Regions from separate parts of the Mus musculus genome. Here regions 1, 3 and 4 are each linked to region 2. A link is a loop called in an ENCODE intact Hi-C map of the cell type or tissue named here. Cell type or tissue: heart. All regions are shown on one strand.

What was found. Hi-C counts contacts between places; a loop is a spot of excess contacts. Peaks named below come from ENCODE experiments on the same cell type or tissue, not always from the same donor. Only the 100,000 strongest peaks of a DNase experiment are listed, where the experiment ranks them.
Region 1: a loop joins it to region 2, with 7 times the contacts of the local background. A loop is called at or near these places in 27 of 42 quality-filtered maps.
Region 3: it touches region 2 in a loop (6-fold over the local background); 25 of 42 quality-filtered maps call a loop at or near these places.
Region 4: it touches region 2 in a loop (7-fold over the local background); 31 of 42 quality-filtered maps call a loop at or near these places.

What each region holds. Positions count from the first base shown.
Region 1 is chr17:23,771,903-23,776,902 of GRCm38, reverse strand. It overlaps a transcript of Flywch1 not described here. Among named protein-coding and RNA genes, the nearest start is that of Flywch1, 2.8 kb to the right of the region's middle. In heart, a CTCF peak has its summit at 2,655; a DNase peak (open chromatin) is centred at 2,622; H3K4me3 peaks cover 257 bases.
Region 2 is chr17:23,958,641-23,963,640 of GRCm38, reverse strand. No RefSeq gene overlaps it. Among named protein-coding and RNA genes, the nearest start is that of Sbpl, 5.9 kb to the right of the region's middle. In heart, no CTCF peak of the experiment used is centred here; a DNase peak (open chromatin) is centred at 3,070; H3K27ac peaks cover 962 bases.
Region 3 is chr17:23,871,975-23,876,974 of GRCm38, reverse strand. Prss21 (protease, serine 21) reads right to left here. Exons shown (of 6, transcript NM_020487.4): 5 at 4,450-4,604; 6 at 3,862-4,180. The coding sequence ends at 3,941. Among named protein-coding and RNA genes, the nearest start is that of Dcpp1, 6.4 kb to the left of the region's middle. In heart, CTCF peaks have their summits at 2,282 (motif pointing right) and 2,923 (motif pointing left); a DNase peak (open chromatin) is centred at 2,934; H3K27me3 peaks cover 433 bases.
Region 4 is chr17:23,849,051-23,854,050 of GRCm38, reverse strand. Prss32 (protease, serine 32) reads right to left here and starts at 279. Exons shown (of 5, transcript NM_027220.2): 1 at 125-279. The coding sequence starts at 254. In heart, CTCF peaks have their summits at 565 (motif pointing right), 2,519 (motif pointing left) and 3,807 (motif pointing right); no DNase peak of the experiment used is centred here.

The sequences.
Region 1 (5,000 bases), 190 kb after region 2:
TTGTTGTTGTTTTTGTTTTTGTTTTTTTCCAGATAGGATTGAGAAATCCCTCTGTAGACCATGTAGGCCTCGAACTCAGATCTGCCTGCCTCTGCCTTCCAAGTTCAAGGACCACCACTGCTTGGCTGAGGTAGGTGTAAAACAGAACTTTCTGACTTCCCGTCCTATCCCAAACTTGCCTGGCCTGAGCCATTAGACCTGGTGCAGTCTCTCTTGAGGCCTCCAACTCCTAGCCTCATGGTTGGGCTCCCTTGGCCTAGAAAATGGACTCTTGGCATAACTCCAAGTGGTTCCCTAGTCTTTGTGCTGCTGGAAGCCTGAAATGGGGCACCAAGAACTCCTCCTCTGGACCCAGGACAACCCAATCTCCTGTCTGACTCTTCCCTGTACAAGGGGCCTCAGATTCCCTCCATCCTAATGCACCACGGTTACCATGCGCTACTGCCCTTCCTGACTTAAGGCTGCCCTCTAGAAGGCCCTCGTGTTGGCGGCTCCCAGGCACAGCGCCCCCGCCTCCTCCCGACCGAGGAAGGACGAGCTGCACCTGACTTGTCAAGGATCTACACAGACTCCTCACAAGAGTGCAAGGTAACCCAAGAGATCTCACACACACACACACACACACACACACACACGGCCTGGAGAGAAAGGGAAGCAGAGATGCCTTCCAATCCCCAAGTTGGGAACTCTCAGAGATTCAAAGGCCAAGGCTTTGGCCTCCAGCTCTTTCACTTACAGTCCTTACTCTTTGAAAACCACTCTGGGTATGAGAGACATCATCTTTTTCAATGAAGGCTATAGAGGCCCTGTGATCCAAACATGTCTTCAGAACTGCCTGCCTCAGAAACTCTTCTCTCCTGCCATTCTGCTGTATTGCTTTTACAAGGGCTGTGGGGTTGTTTTTTATTTTAAATATCCTCTATTAATCTTGCCTGTCTGTCTGTCTGTATAGTATGTGCGTGCAGCACCTTTGGAGGTGAGAGGGTGTTCAGGTTCCCGGAAAGCACAGTCACAGGAGATTATGAGCCACATGTGGTTGCTGGGAATTGAACCTGGGTCCTTTGGAAGAGCAGCAGTGCTCTTAACCAGGAGTGGCTGGTTACTCCACCCCCATGAGGGCTTATTGTTTGTAATATTGCTGTTCTGCTCCAATCCTGGAAGCTAGCTCTTTTGTCCTAATTCTGCTTTTTAAATAGAGTCCACTTTGGTTTCTCTTTTGCCGTGTGCTTTTGGTTGTCTGGTTTTGTCAGATGGTCAGTGGATCTGGGCAGGGTGTGGTAGTTATTCCTTTATCCCAGCATTTAGGAGACTGAGGTGATGGGACAGGACCTGAGGTTAGGGAGCTTGCTCAGTCGGCAAATGTTTCTGCTGCTCAATTGTGAGGACTGATTTCTAGCAGTCCCCATTGGAGGAGGTAGATAAAGGACTGAAGGAGCTGAAGGGGTTTGTAACTCCATAGGAAGAACAACAACCAGACACCCCCCCCCCAGCTCCCAAGGACTAAACCACCAAGGAGCACACATGGAGGGACCTATGGCCCCAGCTACATATGTAGCAGAGGACGGCCTTGTCGGGCATCAATGGGAGGAGAGGCCGTTGGTTCTGAAGGCTCGATGCCCCAGTGTAGAGGAAATCGAGGGCAGGGAGGTGGAAGTGGGTGAGTGAGTGGGTGGGGGAACACCCTCATAGAATCAGGGGGAGAGGGTGTGGGATAGGGGTTTGGGGGCAGGGAAAGGGGATAACAGTTGAAATGTAAATTAAAAAAAATTACCAATTTAAAAAAAATAGAAATTTTAGGGCTGGAGAGACTGCTCTTCTAGAGGTCCTAAGTTCAATTCCCTGCAACCACATGGTGACTCACAACCATCTGTAATGGAGTCTGATGCACTCTAATGGTGTGTGTCTGAAGACAGCTACAGTGTACTCATATAAAAACAAAAATAAATCTTTTTTTTTTTTTTTTTGGTTTTTTGAGACAGGGTTTCTCTGTATAGCCCTGGCTGTCCTGGAACTCACTTTGTAGACCAGGCTGGCCTCGAACTCAGAAATCCGCCTGCCTCTGCCTCCCGAGTGCTGGGATTAAAGGCGTGCGCCACCACGCCCGGAATAAAAATAAAACTTAAAAAAACAAAAAAGGAAACAAAACAAAACATGATGCTGTGGTTCGGTCCTATAACCCCAGGGCTCTATAGGTAGGAAGATCTCTGCAGCATGTTGGCAGTCGGTCTAGCCAAATCAACAAGCTTCAGACAGTAAGAGACCGAGGTGCAAAAAATAAGAGGGAACGCAATTGAGGAAAGCACCCAATTTTGACTTCTGGCCTCCACACACGGGACACGCCCACAGGGACACACACACACACACACACACACACACACACACACACACACAAGCCTGAGGGCAGAGTTGAGAGAATGACTAGAGAGAAGCCAGGGAGAAGAGGAGCCCAACAGGAACAAGGCTACCCTAACCTTTGTGTGCAAACTCCAGCCTATGTATCTAGCCTATGGGCTAGAGTGGCCCGCTCTATCCAGTTCTCCTAAATCTTCACTCAGGGACTCTGTCTCACACTTGTTTTGGTGACTACATAGATGGGGGCGCGCTCTCGCGCCGGTCCAGCATCTCTAAAGAGCACGGGTTGTGAGCGCCTCCTGGAGTGCGGTCCTGGATTACCACTCTCAGTTCTGCAGTGGCAGAGCAAGGGCTCGCTCCTTAAAGGTACGTGGCTTCTTGCACGTATAGTGTATTAGATTTATTGCCCCCACTTCCTGCCCCATTCCCACACTACATAAACTAACACTACCAGGGAAGGAATCTCTGTCTATTTGGGCTACTGAATTTCTCAGTGTAAAGACCATAAGGAGCAAACAGTGCATGGGAAGGAGAGCTGAGAGCCCAGATTTGAGATTATCATATTGCAGAGGGCTTATAGTTCCGCTCATGTACAGAATAGATGTGTGGATAACAGTAGACCTGTGGGTGCGGGGTGCTGCATTAACTCTGAGGTGAAGGGACAGCAAGGCAACCGTGGAAGCCTGCTAATCCCAGGACGGTTTCAGCTATGTTAAAAGCAAGAAAGAGGTTCAAGGCAGAGCAAGCGTCCTCCCTGGGGGAGAAATCCTCCTGCTTCTGCCTCCCAATTAGTGGGATTACAGGTGAGCCATCACCATCCCTGTTCTTAAACTTCGGCTTTCAAAACAGGGCTCCTTGTGTCCTCAAACTCCTGATTACTCTTCCCTTACCTCCCAAGTAGCTAGGAGTCCAAATGTGGACCATCATACCAGGCCAAACTGGCATTATTCTGTGTTTGAGGTTGTCTCAAAATCCTCAAGGGATGGGATTGCAGATGTGGCCACCACACTCAATTTTGTTTGTTTTCAAAGATCTGTCTGCCTGTCTATTTATTTACTTATTTGTTAGCTATTTGAGACAGGATATCTCACGCGTATGAGCATCTGCCTGCATGCATGTGTCTATAATATGTACATGCCTGATTTTAGAGGAGGCCAAAGAGGGTGTCAGATTTCCTAACTGAATTTTGTCCTCTGTAAAGAGCTGTTTAAGTGCTGAGAATCGCTAAGGCAGTGGTTCTCAACCTGTGGGTCACAACCTCCCTGACAAACCTCTATCTCCAAAAATATTTACATTATGGTTCATAACTAGCAATATTACAGTTAGGAAGTAGCAACAAAAATAATCGTATGGTTGGGGGTCACCACGGTATGAGGAACTGTATTAAGGGGTCACGGCTTTAGGAAGGTTGAGAGCCACTACCTAACAGTGTTTCTTTTCAAAACGGTTTGTTTTTGGAGACAGTCTATGAAGAATCAGCTTCCAGGACTCGCTGTGTAGCCCAGGATGGCCTCATTCTCCTGCCTCTGTCTCCGCAATTCTGAGTTTACAGGCTTGCCCCGCCACACAGGGCTTCCCATTTTCTCTCTAAAAGTTAAAAGTTTTTTAACTTTTAGATTTCTGAAACCAAAACCAAAACCAAAACCCTTATCTTTCTCTTCTACTTACTTATTCACCTATATTGTTGTTTTTAAAACCCAGGGTCTCATGTAGCTCAGGCTTGCCTTACATTCACTATGTAGCTGATGAAAGACTTGAATTCCTGATTCTCTTGCTTCTGTTTCATTTGTGCCACACACATTCAGCTCCTGGATTCTTATTTAAATATGCGATCTGTTATTGTCACTATTTCAAATCTCAGATAGTCCTGGATTGGGAGAGGGGGGTATCTAAGGGTTTCAACGTGCTGCATAAGAATGTTCTTTGGAGGGCTGGCGAGATGGCTCAGTGGTTAAGAGTGCCGACTGCTCTTCCGAAGGTCCAGAGTTCAAATCCCAGCAACCACATGGTGGCTCACAACTATCCGTAACGAAATCTGATGCCCTCTTCTGGAGTGTCTGAAGACAGCTACAGTGTACTTACATATAATAAATAAATAAATCTTAAAAAAAAAAAAGAATGTTCTTTGGAACTGGCTCAGTTATGAAGACCATTGGGCTGCTTCCAAAGGACCCAGCCTTGATATCCAGCACCCACATGGTGGTTCATAACTCTGGGCAACTCCAGGAGATCCTATGCCCTCTTTTGGCCTCCACAGGCACCAGAAATGCACATGGTGTACAGATACACATGCAGACAGAACATCCAAATACATTTTAAAAATACACTTAAAATATGTCAGAGTTATGTTTTTTAAAAAATAAAAAAGAAAGGAAGGAAGGAAGAAAACTGGGTGGCAGTGGCGCATGCCTTTGATCCCAGTACTCACCGTGCTAGGGTGGCAGAGGCAGGCTGATCTCTGAGTTTGAGGCCAGCCTGGTCTATAGAGAGCATTCCAAGACAGCCAGGGCTACGGAGAGAAACCCTGTCTTAAAATAAAAATAAAAATAAAAAATAAAGAAATAAAATACTTAAAATGTAAAAAAGAAAGTTCTGAAGGTCACAGGCCTAAAGACGCACTTAAGCCAAAGCTACAACTTCGTAAGAAT
Region 2 (5,000 bases):
GAGGACGTTGGCCACCGTCTGCCTTCTACTTCTCTCTGTGCTGACTGACACTGTCCAGAACAACCCAAGGGAGAGAAGGCTTTTTGACTTCTTGCCTCAGTTAATGTTTGAAGGGGTGTGTCTCTCAGGTGATTCTAGATTGTGTCAAGTTGACAATTAAAAACGTCACAGTCACTGCTGTGATGCTCGGCTCAAGCCTGCGGGATTAAGCAACCGAGAACTGTGAGCTCCCAGACTGTGAGCCGACAAAGCCGTCCCTGAAGACGTTCTCTCATGAGCTTGCTTGCTTGGTTGCTTGTTTGTTTCTTTGTTTTGTGCATTGAGAGATCCACCTGCATCTGCCTCCTAAGTCTACCACCACCTGGCCTCTCATATGATTTTTTTTCCATTAAATAATTAATTTATTTACTTTATATCCCAATTGCTACTCCACCTCTCATGTGATCTTAAAGATTTACTTAAAAGTACTTTTTTATTTTAAATTATGTGTATGAGCATGTGGTGGGTGGGGGGGAGGTTGTAGGTGGGTGCGGAAGCAAGAAGAGGCTGTTGGATTAATGTATGTCTATGAACATCTCTGAGAGTTAGTGTGTCTGGGTCATACCCACGACTGTAAGGCAGAGTGAGAGTTAGCGTTCTCTTTCCATGTGGTCCCAGGGATCGTTCAGGCTTGGTAGCAAACACCTTTATCTGCTGAGTCGCCTTGCTGGTCCTACTCTCAGATCACAACTATGGGAAAGGGACTAATGAAGACACAGTGAGAAACACTAATGACACCAACTTTAGCCAGGATGGCGAGTGGCTGCGAAGAGCTTCCATTCTGTGTGAAGCGCCAGAAGCCCTGCTGCTTTGAGAGCTGGTTGGCAGTTTCTTTCCCCCCTTTGTTTTGTGGCTAGGGTGGGAGTTGAGTCTAGGTCTTATGTGGTCAGGCTGGCCTTGAAATTGTCATGTAGCTGAGGTTGACCTATAGCCTCTAGCTCCAGAGCGCTGGGATTACAGGTGTGTGTCATCATACCCAGCTGGTTTTAAACATTTTCACTTTCAGTAGGAAGCATTAATTCCACTTCAAGAAGAGTAAAAACCTCTCTCCCTCCAAGACTTACCAGTCCCCAACAAATAGTGCACATGGTCACCACCTAATAAATGAATTTTTAAAAATGGGTGATAAATTAAGAAAAAAAAAGACAAAAGATTACCTATGACAGTTAATCTCAATCAACAACTTGTTGAGATCTAAAATCACAGGGAGATTGGAGACAAGCTCCAGAGATGATCTTCATCATGCTAACTGATACTGGAAATCTTGCCCACTGTGGGCAGTGCCATTCTCTGTGCAGGGGGTTTCCAGACTGTATAAAATAGAGGCAGGGCACTGAGAAGCGGCTTATACTCATAGCTCTCTGCAACCTTGTTATGGATGGAATATGACTAGCAGCTTTAAACCTTGACCTCCCCAGAACCTTAGTTTGTGAATTAAAGTAAGCCATTTCCTCCTCAGGTTGCTTCTGTGGAGTATTTTGTCACAGCAGCAGGAGAGTTAGTTAGGACACAAGAGAACTACAAAACAGAAGATTCTCAGACACACAGTATCAGATGAAGGACTCTGAATACAAGAGGTGGCAGAAAACAGATTGTTGGCTGCCTGGAACTCTGATGGGGGCACACTGAATGTCAGGGAGACTTTTGGAGGTAACTTTTCCACTTTTAATGGCAGCAGAAGATATGGGAGTGTGGACATTTACTAAAAGTCTTCTGACTGCAGTCATCATAGCTGCGTTTGTTGTTTATTGTTTTGTTTCTTTTTGACAGGGTTTCACTCTGTAGCCCAGGCTAGTCTTGAACTCAGCTCCTCCCCCTTTGACCCACTGAATGCTGGGAAAACATCTGTACTCGCTACACCTGACTCATACACACTTTTTACTGCTGGTGAGCCATAACCACAATAAAGTTGCTTAAGCCTGAACGGGAAAATACAACTGAGTAACGAAGTCAAAAGAAGGAAGGGAGACTAAGCCCCAGAAAGCTAGACAAAGCTATAAAGCAAACTGCACAAATGGCTGTGTGCATGCAATGAGGCGGAAGATATCCCTGTGTAAAGGTCAGCCAGATAAGAGAGCAAACACACATAAAATTAAAAAATACCTCATTAAAAGAACGGAGATGAAATACTGAGGCTGTTTATTGTGTTCCATGTGGGATAACAAAAAGTTCCAGAATCTATTGAAAACAATGGCTACACAGGACTGAATGTACACTTTAACATGGTTTAAATGATCCGGGCATGACATTTCACTCCTATGATCCCAGTACTTGGGAACCTGAGGCAGAAGGATTGCCATGAGTTTCATGCTACCCTGGGCTACATAGTGACACTATTTCAAAAGAGAATAAGCAAATAAAATGAATTAAAGGGGGTCTGGAGCTATGGCTCAGTGACCGAGAGCGTTTATTGCTCTTGCAGAAGACTGGGTTGAGTTCTCAGCACCCAACCATTTGTAACTCCAGTTTCAGTGGGATCAGATGCCCTGTTCTGACATCTGAGAGCACAGGGATGAGAGCACAAAATGTATGTAAAACATTCCTACACATAAGAATAAAACATGAAAAATTATTTTAAAATTAATCATATATAAAATAAAATAGGTTAAATAGTAATTTTTCTTAAATAATGAATTTACTGTTATGTTTGCTATAATAATAAACTCATATTTGCTAAACTCCCACAATATATAAATGGATTTGGATGACCCCAGAGCGATTTGGGGCCAGGGTTATAGAGTCTATAGGGAGTACAGACTCTTGGCTCCTAGGTTTGGAGCCCTAGCAAACAGACCCTGCTCTGACACCCACTAGATCATCTGGGAATCCAGTGAGCAGAATGGGAGAGGAGTTGGGCAGGGTGAGGAACCCCAGCTATACTCCTCAGAGCCATATTTTAACTAAACTCAATCTTGCCATGGCTCTGTCCCTGCCTCTGCTCTAGCTTGGTCCTCCAGGCCAAGAATTCTAGTCCTTAATGAAGTTCAAAGAAGGAAGTCAGGGCCAGCACTGCCTAGTGTGTACCCGCATCTCTGCCTTTCTCCACTAGAGGGCAGTAACACTCCACAGCATCATGGCACCAACTAGCTCCCAGAACAAAGGCCCATGCTCTGGGTAATACCTAGTTCCCTGGACAAGTTCAAGTTCAGATTTCCTCCCTGACAAGAAGCCACCTAGGGATCACTGATCTCTCACAGGCTCCTCCCTTCCAGGAGCTGGACCTTCTTTAGAGCAGGGCAGAAAGTGTTCTTAGCTAATCTGCAGTTCTTGGGAACCTTCAGGACCATTGTCCGCAGCCCTTTCTTGGAGAGCAGTCCTTGGAAACACAGCAGAGCCCTTTGATGGGAAAGTGGCCCATCTAGCCAGTGGAGACCAGGTGACTGCTGGGTTCTGACCCCGTTATTTGGAAGGGAAAGGCCATGTTGGAAGAAGATGTTTGTTCAGCCTGGTTTCCAGGTCTCCATGGAGGACCTGAGCCACATCTTCCCTCTGAGCTTGCTCATGTGTTCAGTGAAATAAAAGTCTATCCTTTGTTCTCAGCTCCAAGATGGACAAATAATGCTGTCTCCCTGCTTGATCTACATAAATCCCTAGACAAGCTTTCTGCAGCCCCGACCCTTCCTCCTCTTCCCAGGAAGCTGCCTTAGACAAACAGAAGGAAGGGCTTACAGCAGCAGTAAACCTGAAGGTGAGGCTTCCTGACCCAGCCCAAGTCAGCCCTCTGTGCTTTTTCTTGGCTTCCTTTCCTGGGCTCCCAGACTGCATTTCCATGGAGCTCCTATGCATCACACTATCCCATGAAGAGTCTCAAGGCTGACCAAACTGAGCCACTGTGACTGCTATCAGGGCCTAAAGCACTTGGTGTCTCAGCTGTAAATAGGTATCATGGCAAGGCCAGTCTCAGAGCTCCCTGGAGGACTAAGGCTGTGCTGGGAACCCTGGCCAATCAGTGGGAGATGGAAGGACTGGTTCTGGGAAGTGGGGGATGGGGTGCAGCAGACTGCAGCCCAGCAGAGGACATAGGGGGCTGTGTCCTTCGGGGATAGTCTCCAAAGGCAGCTATCTACTGGGATTCTCAACAACAGATCACTTTAACAGATGGCACAAATAAGAGGCTCCTTTATTCAGGGACTGTGGGTGGGACAGAAGTGCAATGTCCTCAATGTCCTGGATACACCTCACATTCTTCCCAAGGTTGAACCAAAGTCCCACATGATGCATGGCTGGGTGTCACCAGGTTGTAAAGGGACAAGTCATGGGGCTCAGCCCAGGTAAGGCAGGAGCTGAGTGAGACCTGGCCTGGTGCAGCAGGAGACGCCAGAGGAAGAAAGGGGGAATGGGTGGAGCCAGCTAGAGACTGAACTGTGCCGGATGGATGGAGGGCTTTGAAATGTGGGGTTTCTCCAGGTGTACTGTGACAATATGGTTGGCTTTCTCAGAGCTTAGTCAGAGTGTTAGCACAGTGACACTGGGGTCACAGTGTGGGCATGGGATGAAGCCATCCCTGGGCTCTCATGAAGCCTTTGAGACGATGGGAAACAGGGTTCCCCGGTGTTCTCTTGTCTCAGTCTGAGGCCTGGAGACCTCTGACACCCCATGTCTTCCTCAGAGCTTCATGAAGTCTTGGCACCTCCCTCTGGGTCCTGAACCCTCGGGAGCCATGCTGCTGTTGCTGACCTTGGCTCTCCTTGCTGGTCTCATCTGCAGAGCCCAGAGTGAATTCCCACACTTGGTGTATAATCTCCCAAGTCCTGATCCAGGCAAGAGGATCACTGGAGATGAAGGAGCGACTGTGAGCACTCACCTACTGTGAGCACTCACCTACTGTGAGCACTCACCTACTGCGAGCACTCTCCTACTGCTCTCCCTTCTGACTCCCTTTGTTCAGGGATGCAGGGTAATCAGATCTGAAGAGCAGGGAAGTCCAGGATACCCCTGTCTTTCTGGGTTATGAGAACACC
Region 3 (5,000 bases), 87 kb after region 2:
CTACACTAAGGAATGCTCAACACAGGCCTTTTGTCCCTCGGGATCAGGACTCCCCCAAAGAGGGATTTACTGGGCATTTATCAACTGCCCTGGGCACAACCCAGGGTGCACTGTGCCAGGGATGGAACAATGGGGCCTTCTCCTTCAACAGAGGTGGGCCTTGGCCTGCTTAGTCCGTGTGGTAGGAGATGGTTATAACACATGGCTCTGGTCTCCTCCCTCTCCTGATATAGGGCTAGAAAAGACTCCTCTAGACACTAGATAACTGGGTCTCCATCTGCAACCCACTCAGAGCCATATCCACAACCCCATGCCAGCCAACTATAGCAAGCTTCTGTCCTTACTAGGAGGCCAGATCTTCGGTTCATAGCTCTGGTCTTGGGAAATTCTAGCCAGGGTGTGATTTCTGGGGCCAAGAAGGAAGCTGGCTCCTCCACATATCCCCAGCTGATCCCTGGCACCACAGGAACCATACGAGACTGATGGGAGGGGAAGGCAAAGGACCAGAAGTCAAATGGCATATCTGTACAGTGAGGGACAGAGGCTATCCTTGTACATAGACTCCTGTCAATGCTGCCAGGAAAAGACACTAAGAAGATTGGGAGGGCAAGTTATTTCTATATCACTGAAAAACCCAGCAACCTTCGCCAAAATCCCTACTGGGTGCCTCTCTCTGTCATAAGCATTTTTGTTACACTCTGACCCAGAAAACTCTTTAAAACACTGTATTAGAAAACTAAAGTGCCAATCGCATGTATTGCATCATCATTAACATAATTAAAATTCCATTTGTGGGTCAGTGAAATGGCTCAGTGGGTAATAGTGCTTGCCACCAAGCCTGCCAACCTGAGTTCTATCCCCAGGACCCACATGATAGGAGGAAAGAACTGATTCCTACAAGCTATCCTCAGTTCAAAATATGAAATGGAGGAGCGCATGTAGGTCAGAGCTAGGTTATAAGAGGTGGGATAGGCCCACCTGCACCCTTGCGAGGGGGAGTCTGGGTGCTTGGTGTTGAAGCTCAGCTGAGGATAAGACAAAAGGAGCTCTGAAGATGCTGCTCCAGCAGCTAGGAAGATGGAGATGCTCGGGAACATGATTTTAGGTTCTGACATTTTTCTTCTAATCTGTTTTCACCCCAACTGGGTCTCCAATCCTCAGGACAAGGCCTTAGACTCACCTCCCTGCTCCCAAGCCGCCCAAGATCAACTGGGAACAAAGGGACAGTGGGGGACAATGCTTAGCACATTCAAACACCTAGCTAGGTGGAACTGGATGTGAGAGTGGGGGTGTCACACGTAAAAGATTTCTGAGAGTGTGATGACTAAATAATGAAACTCATAAGGAAGGTGAAGTGTCTCTGGCAGCCCTTGTCCACACTGCATCCTGGGACCTCTGGCGGCCCTTGTCCACACCGTATCCTGGGACCTCACTGTAGTCTCCATTCTAAACACACAATGTGCTTTGAGTCCTGCACATGTTGTACCACACAACATCAAGAAAAGCTGCCTGAAGTGCCTGGGCTCAGATTCAAGACTATTGTATGCTCTTAACTGCAATGGTTGTTGCTGTGCACACAATGTGCTCTGCTCTTATGGAAAAGTAATAGTTTAATTACAGGAAACAAAATATTTTCCCATGTCATTCTTCAGCATGTTAGGTATACAGGAGTTGTATCTTTGGATTGTAGAGAAATAAGTATCTCAATTAGCACACAGATTTGCACTCTTTTAAAAATGGTGAAAGGGGGCTGGTGAGATGGCTTAGTGGTTTAGAATACTGGCTGCTCTTCCAGAGGTCCCAAGTTCAAATCTCAGCAACCATGGGGGCTCATGACACTCTATAATGGGATCTGATGCCCTCTTCTGTCATGCAGGCATATATGCAAACAGAACACTTGTGCACAATAAAATACATAATAAACAAATAAATCATTTTTAAATGGTGAAAGGGGGCTGGAATTCTTGTTGCCCTTCCAGAGGGTCAGAGTTCTGTCCCCAGAACCCACATCAGTGTCTCACAAGCTGCAGAGGATCTGAGACCTCCTCCTGACCTCCCTAAGAACACACACAAACACACGTGAATAAATAGTTTTAAATGGTAAAACTTGCATATACCAAATAACTGTTTTAAAATATGGTTCTTTGCTATCTATTATCAGTGCATTTGTACAACTATTTTACATACTCATATACTAGAGTCCCATAATCATTTCCCATTGAGGGCCTGGGAAGATAATCCAGTGGTTAGGGCATAATTGCTTTTCTAGCCAAGGAAGTTCAATTCCCAGCACTTCCACCAGATGGCAGTTCCTTAAAACTGCCTGTAACTCCAGGTCCTGGAGATCCAACACTCTTTCCGGCTTCTGCACGCAATTGTCCTCCAATGTACGTACATAGCTCCACATGGAGACACATGCATACACATAATTAAAATTTACAGATAGATCTCTTTAAAACAAACAGACAAAAACACCACCCCATTCAGGGAAAAATAGTCAAAAGGTCAAAAGTGCAGAAAGTTCCAAAGCCCTGTTCTAGTTAATGTATCTATCCCCATGCCCGACTCACTACCAACATCCCATCCACTGAGGGTTCCTCAGACATCTGCCCCGTCCAGATCACCATCTTCTCCATTGTGGGGGCCTGCCCTCCCCACCCCACCCCTAGGCTCCCAGCTCTCTGCTTCCCGTAAACTTCTCTACTTAGAAGGCTGCCCTTTCCAGTCTCTCAGCAGCATGCCATTGGCTCCTGACCGTACACATAAGGATCACTTGGTAGCTGTGATCTTCCTTTTGTTTTTGACATGTTCCCTTGAGCCACCATCTGCCTCTTTTCCACTTAGCCCCTGTGGCCTCACCAACTTTTCCAGAAATTAACTATTAGATGTAAATATGCAAGGCCATGGCTGTCCCCTGGTGGTCAGCGATGGACATGCAGGAGGCTAATCTATGTGGTCACCCAGCAGGGAATTTGGCTTTTCCCATGACCTCAGGCCCTGGCTTACACATGGATGGTTGATGGGTCAGAGTGAGGTTGCCTAGTCAGGGAACCTCCTAGAATTTCCTAGGGACTTCAGTTCATGTCCCTCTTGTTGCCTTCCATCTCCTTCTGATCTTAGACACTTCGATACAGAACAGAAGGTGAACCTCCTTGGCTTTGCCCCTATGGGGATTGATCGGTGCTGTGAGGCATGGCCGGGTCCCGAGGAGTCTGAGCGTTCGTCCTGTGTTGGTGCAGTGCCAGGCACACTATGTACTGGTCCCTCATCAACAAAAGATGAGGTTTGTGGGTGCTGTGATTCCAGGACCAGGAAGGAGAGGTGGCCAGAGAACCTCAGAGCATGTCTCAAAAAGAAAACAGGAAAGACTCACTGAGCAATTTCCCCAGCCCCTGCCACCATCTAAAAAAATTATTTATGTATTATGTATTTTATTATGTATGAGTGTTCTATTTGTATGTTTGCCTGCATGACAGAAGAGGGCATCAGATCCCATTACAGATGGTTGTGAGCCACCATGTAGCTGTGAGCGCCCATTTGATGTACTAAGAGAACTCAGCCTGTGCTGTTAGGAGCAGGGACCACAACCCCTCACTCTCCTGGGTACTGGTGCTTGCAGAAGATGCACGATCCTCCTGTCTCCGTCTCCCATGTTCTGGAGTTGCAGGTGCCACCACACCCAACCACAAATAGTGATTTTTGTAATTGCACTAAACAGAGAGGATGCTACTGTTTGCAACCAAAACGTGGCTAATGTAGGTGGGTCAGGATTGTAGAGGTTACTGTTAGATAGAGGTCTTGGATTGAGAGAAATGGAGGGGCCTCAACAGGAGGCCATCAGAGTTCAAGGAAAGATAGGAAAATATTAACAGGTTTATTAGCAAGCAAGATACAAAAGAGACACACCCTGACCTCACAGGTGTGACGTACACGTGTGGGCTCAGGCAGGCCTCAGCAAAGAGGAAGCCCAGGCCAGAGTGAGAAACAGTAGCAGGGGGACTGGGTCAGGCCTGAGCAGCCCATTGCGGATCATGGTTGACTGGATCCAGTTGTAGTGATGACTGATGTTGGTATAGACTCCAGGGCGATTGGGGCGACCACAGCCTATTCCCCAGCTCACAACTCCAACCTGATACCACACCGTATCCTGGTCGCAGGCCAAGGGTCCTCCCGAGTCACCCTGAGAAGCAACATAGGTAAGCCTGGGAGATGACAAGTAGGACCAGCAGAGGGGCTAGGGGAGAAGGAGGTGCTATGGGGCTGACAGACTGGGTGAGGATACTACTCCTAGCCCTGACAGCAGTAGGCCCTCAATTTCTTCATCTGCAAAGTGGGGCCATTGTCTAAATCCTGAGATGAAATGAGGCCCTATATGAAAACTCCGTTGGGTGGAAGTTGGAGCTAGGGTACTGGGCCCAGAAGAGCATGGTGGTATGAGGTGACACTTACAAAGCAGGCATCCTTGCCACCTTCAGGAGTGCCAGCGCAAACCATGTCTCCCCAGATGTTCGTGCGGAAGTCTGGCTTTTTGTACATATGGTTACACATGCTGTTGTTGATAATAGCTACCTGCACTTCCTGGAGAGTGTTGGGAGATGGCAGACCTGTGTGGGGGATGGAAGACAGAGAGACAGACCCCTGGATCCTCCTCTCCTGGGAGGAATGGCATAGGGTGTGGGAACAGGGGTGTCCTGGGGCACCTAATGTGCCTGAGACATCACTGTCAATAGCTCCCAGCTGCAGCCCCATGCTAACATCACAGGCAATCAACAGTATCACAGGATTCAGTGGATGGAGGCATTGTCAATACCATTCACTGAGGCTGTGTATAGAATGTACATGAAGTCACTGCTGGGCTGGCAACCAAGTTATGTACAGGGGAAGGAGCTGGAGTGGATGCAGCAAGCCAAGTCCTGCCGAGACATCCAGGGACCAGAGAAATCAGCTCTATGGTGCCCTTTCCTTCTGGGATGTCCTTAGGCCTGAGCCAAGGGCCCTAA
Region 4 (5,000 bases), 110 kb after region 2:
AGGAATCAAAACTAAAAGAAACAGAATAAAACTAAAAACAAAACAAACAAAAAAGCCACCCAAACAACAAAACCTGCATTCTACGTATCTTCCCGAAGCTCCCGTTCCCCATACACCACCTCACCTGAGTCCAAGTCAATGCTCCTCCTGCCTGTCGTGGTAGACGGGCTGTCAGAGTCGGTTGGGAGGACCTCACTCCCCAGAAGAACTCCAGGAAAGAAGGTAAATAGGATGGCAGGCAGAGCCAGCTCCATGGTACACCTGCTGGGGCCAAATACTCCAGGAAGAGGAAGAGGGACTGCAGCTCTGGTGTGGTTTCAGGACTTGCCCTGGGGTGGGGCTCAGCCTCCACACCTGCCCTGCAGCCTTGGGAGAGGCCTCACATGTCCACTGTCCCTGGGCACAGAGACCCTGACTTCCCTACATGCTTCATGCTCTGGGGTCCTCTGGTCCTCCCCTTCCTGATCCAGGAACCGCAGCATCCACGGCCCTCAACTTTCATTGATGCAGAATCATTGTATAGTATGCCTGGCACCCTCGGGAGCCTTCGTGTCCATCGCTGTCCACCAGAGGGCAGCCATGGGCCTAGCTCTAGGCAGAAGGGCATGCCAGCATTGGGCTGGAGGATGAGGCATGTGGACATCCTTTCAGACTCCTGTGGTATTTGTCTTCTCTAGAAACTTCTCTTCTGTTGGCTGCCCTTCACTCAGTCTCTAGGCAACTCCTTTCAAAAAGGATTGTTCCCAGAAAGGCTCACTGGCCTTCAAACACCCAGATGCCCCCACTGAAATGGAAACTGTACACAGTAATTACTTCGCCAGCTGCAGTGTCGCTTTATGCTTCAGTCCCAGACCCCATCTTATCCAATATTAAAGTCTCCACATCCATCTCCATCCTGTGTGCAATGTGTTCACCAATATATTTATAATTTAAAATAAAGAAAACAAGGGCTTAGGCTATAGGTCAGTTGCTAGAGTACCTGCCTGCATGCACAAAGCTCCGCGCTTGATCCCCAGTACCTGCATAAACCAGATGAGCTGGTGTAGCACACACCTGCAGTTCCAGGGCTCAGGAGGTAGAGACAATTGAGTCGAAAGTTCAGAGCTAGGCTACAATACTGAGTTTGAGTTTATGGTGGTTTGAATGAGAATGCCCCCCTCACCTCCCTTAGGCTCATATATTTGAATGCTTGGTCTCCAGTTGGTAGAACTATTTGAGAAGAACTAGGAGGTGTGGCCTTGTTAGAAGAGGTGTGCCACATCCCATGGGGTGGGTGCTGAAGTTGCTTTTTTTTTTAATTGTATATTTTCTTTATTTTTTCTATTTATTTATTTATTTATTTATTTATTTATTCATTTATTTATTTATTTATTTATTTAGATTTTTCGAGACAGGGTTTCTCTGTGTAGCCCTGGCTGTCCTGGAACTCGCTTTGTAGACCAGGCTGGCCTCGAGTGCTGAGATTAAAGGTGTGCGCCACCACGCCCAGCAGGATATTTTCTTTATTTATATTTCAAATGTTATCCCCTTTCCCGGTTCCCCCTACCCAAAACTCCCTATCCCATTCTCCCTTCCCCTGCTTCTATGAGAGTGTTCCTCCACCCACCCACCCACTCCCACCTCCAAGCCCTTGATTCCCCTACACTGGGGCATCTATCAAGCTTTCATAGGACCAAGGACCTCCCCTCCCATTGACTCATGACAAAGCCATCCTCTGCAACATATGCAGCTGGAGCCATGTGTACTCCTTTGTTGATGTCCTAGTCCCTGGGAGTTCTGGGGGACTGGTTGGTTGATATTGTTGTTCTTCCTGTGGGGTTGCAAATCCCTTCAACTCCTTCAGTCCTTTCTCTAACTCCTCTATTGGGGACCCTGCGCTCAGTTCAATGGTTGGCTGTGAGCATCCACTTCTGTATTTGTAAGGCTCTGGCAGGGTATATCTGACAATCATATCAGGCTCTTTTCAACATGTACTTCTTGGCATCCACAATAGTGTCTATGTTTGGTAACTGTGTATGGGATGAATCCCCAGATAGGACAGTCTCTGGATGGCCTTTCCTTTAGTCTCTGCAGACGTTGAGGTTTCAATAGTCCACACCAGGCCAATGTCTCTCAGCCTGCTGCCTGTGCATCAGGATATAAAGCTCTCAGCTACTGTCTAGAACCATGCCTGCCTATCTTCCATCATGATGATCATGGGCTAATCCTCTGAAACTATAAGCTAGCCCCCAGTTAAATGCTTTCTGTACTGGCTAGCTAGGCCTGATGGCATGCTCTTGTAGTCTGCTAGGGAAGCAAAGACAGATTACTGGAGGTTGCTGGCCAGTCAAGTCTCATCAGCAAGCCCCAGGCTCCAAAGAGTCTGTCTCAAAATAAACAAACGGGGGTAGAGAGCCGGAGAGACGCTCTGCTTAAGAGCACTTAGTGCTATTGTTAAGGAACAGGCTTGGATTCCGAAAACATGGCTGCTCACAATCATCTGTAACCTTAGTTCTGGGGATCTGATGCCCTCTTCTGGCCTCTGTGGGTACTGCATGCGTGTGATGCACTTAGATCCATGCAGGAAAAACTCTCAAACATATAAAACAGAAATAAATAAATCTTTAAGAAAGGAAGGAAAGGGGCTGGTGAGATGGCTCAGTGGGTAAGAGCACCCGACTGCTCTTCCGAAGGTCCGGAGTTCAAATCCCAGCAACCACATGGTGGCTCACAACCATCTGTAACGAGATCTGACTCCCTCTTCTGGAGTGTCTGAAGACAGCTACAGTGTACTTACATATAATAAATAAATAAATCTTTAAAAAAAAAAAAAAAAGAAAGGAAGGAAGGAAAGAAGGAAGCAAGGGTGATAAATAAATAAAGTAGACAACGCGCGCATGCGCACACACACACACACACACACACACACACACGAGGGAAGTGCTCAAAGAACTGCAGATAAGATTCCTAAAGGCCCTCCCTTGGGTTATAAAAGCAGTTAGTGAACTCTGAGAGGACAGAGTGCATTGCTGGCAGAGCTGCCTGTACTTTGAATCATTCTCATCTAGTGTGTACTTCCGGTGATGCAGCTGCCTTGAGTGACCCATGTTCTAATCAGTAGCCCCCATATCAACCCACTCGTTCACTGGGCTACACGTGGGCTGAACCTCTGTGTCTGTTATTGGTGTCCCGTCTGGATGAATAGGCCGATCTGTTATTTTCTTTCCCAGGAAAAGTCATACAATACTCCCTAGGAAAGGGGAGGGAAGAAAGGGAACGAGGAGGGGGGAAGGGACGAGGCAGCAGGGAAAGTGGGGATTAGGAAAAAGCAGTTGTGTTGGAGAATTCCTCCAAGACCAGAGCCAATGCCTATCCTGTTAATCTCTGGTCCTTAGGTCTCACACCTATCCACAAGCGTTTCTGTGTTTCAGGTACCTGGTTCCCTGCTGGGTGCAGTACTGGTAAATATCCCTGGGCCTCTGGAGGGTTTAACAGGATGGCAGGGAGCTGTAGACCCCTCCTTCCCAGGCATGTCCACCTTGTTCCTTATTTCAACAAGCGTTGCTCTGGGAATAACCAACACATGCTTCTCCCTCGTTAGACCTCACAACCTAGGATACCTCCCTGACACAGACAGCTGGCCTGTACAGGCCTTCAACACACTCTGCTTTGTAACAGGATGGGGGGTCCTAGAGCCTGGCTTGCTGTTCGGATTTTTCAAACCCTTTATTTTAGTTTAACAATTTTTTTTAAATTTATTGGTTTTTTTGTGCATGAGTGTTTTGCTTGCAGGTATGTATGAGCACTGTTTGTGTGCCTGATACCTCTGGCTGCCAGAAGAGGGTGCCAGATCCTCTGGAACTAGAGGTACAGATGGTTTTAAGTTATAATGTGGATATTGAGAACCAAACTCTGGTCCTCCACAAGAATAGCAAGTTCTCTTAGCCACTGAGCCATCTCTGTCACCCAACTAACACTGTCATGGAAAAAAATGTGTGTGTGAACGCATGTGTATATATTTGAGTGTGTTGTGCATTTATATGTATGGATGAGAACACATGTGAGTACACATATGTGTGGAGACTAGAGGTTGGCACTGGGTGTCTCCCTCAATTGCTCTCCACCTTCTTTTCTGAGAAAAGAGCTCACTGACTTAGCTAAACTACCGGATCAGTAAGACCCAGGGATGCTCATGTCTATGCCTCTAGCCCTGGGATTACAGACATAGGCCATTGTACCAGCTTCTTACATGGGTTCTGGAGAGCTGTATTAATCAGGGTTCTCTGAAGAAGCAGAACTGGTGTGTGTATGTGTGGTGAGAGTGCACTCATGTGTGTTAAAAGAAGATTATTAAAGTGGCTTACAAGCTGTGGCCTGACTAGTCCAATAATTATAGTCTCTCAAAAGGAAGACCAAGAATCCAGCAGTTATTCGGTCCATGAAGATGGATGTCTCAACTGGTCTTTAGTCTGTTAGCGTCCTGAAGAAGCAGGTATTAATATCAGCAAAGGAACACAACAGCATCGGGATAGATGAACTTGCCACAGAGGACAAGCAGGCAAAAGCAAGAGCTTTCTTAAGTAGGCTGCCACCAGAAGGTATGGTCCAGATTTCCAGGTTATTCCGTCCCACCTCAAATCCCCCACAAGTGTGCCCAACTGTTTGGACTTATTGACTCTAAATTTCATCAAGTTGACAACCAAGATTAGCCATCACTGTATTGCCTGAGCCATCATCTGCCCAGGTTTTATTGTGGAAAGCATTTATTACATATTACTATAACAATAGGAAGAGACTCCAGCCCTGACTCCAGACTTGAAAATGCTGCAAATGCAGAGCTAATGTTCCATACTCTCCTTTTGCTCCAATATCTCAGCCCCACAGTCCTCACCTCTGCTCCTCTTAAGCCTTTCTTCATTAGCTAGGTCTGCTTTACCATTCATCTCTTCTGCTGAAGTGCTTTAGCTAGAAGTTACAGCTCACATTTCTAGTCACATCCTTAGGGTCTCATCACTATTGTC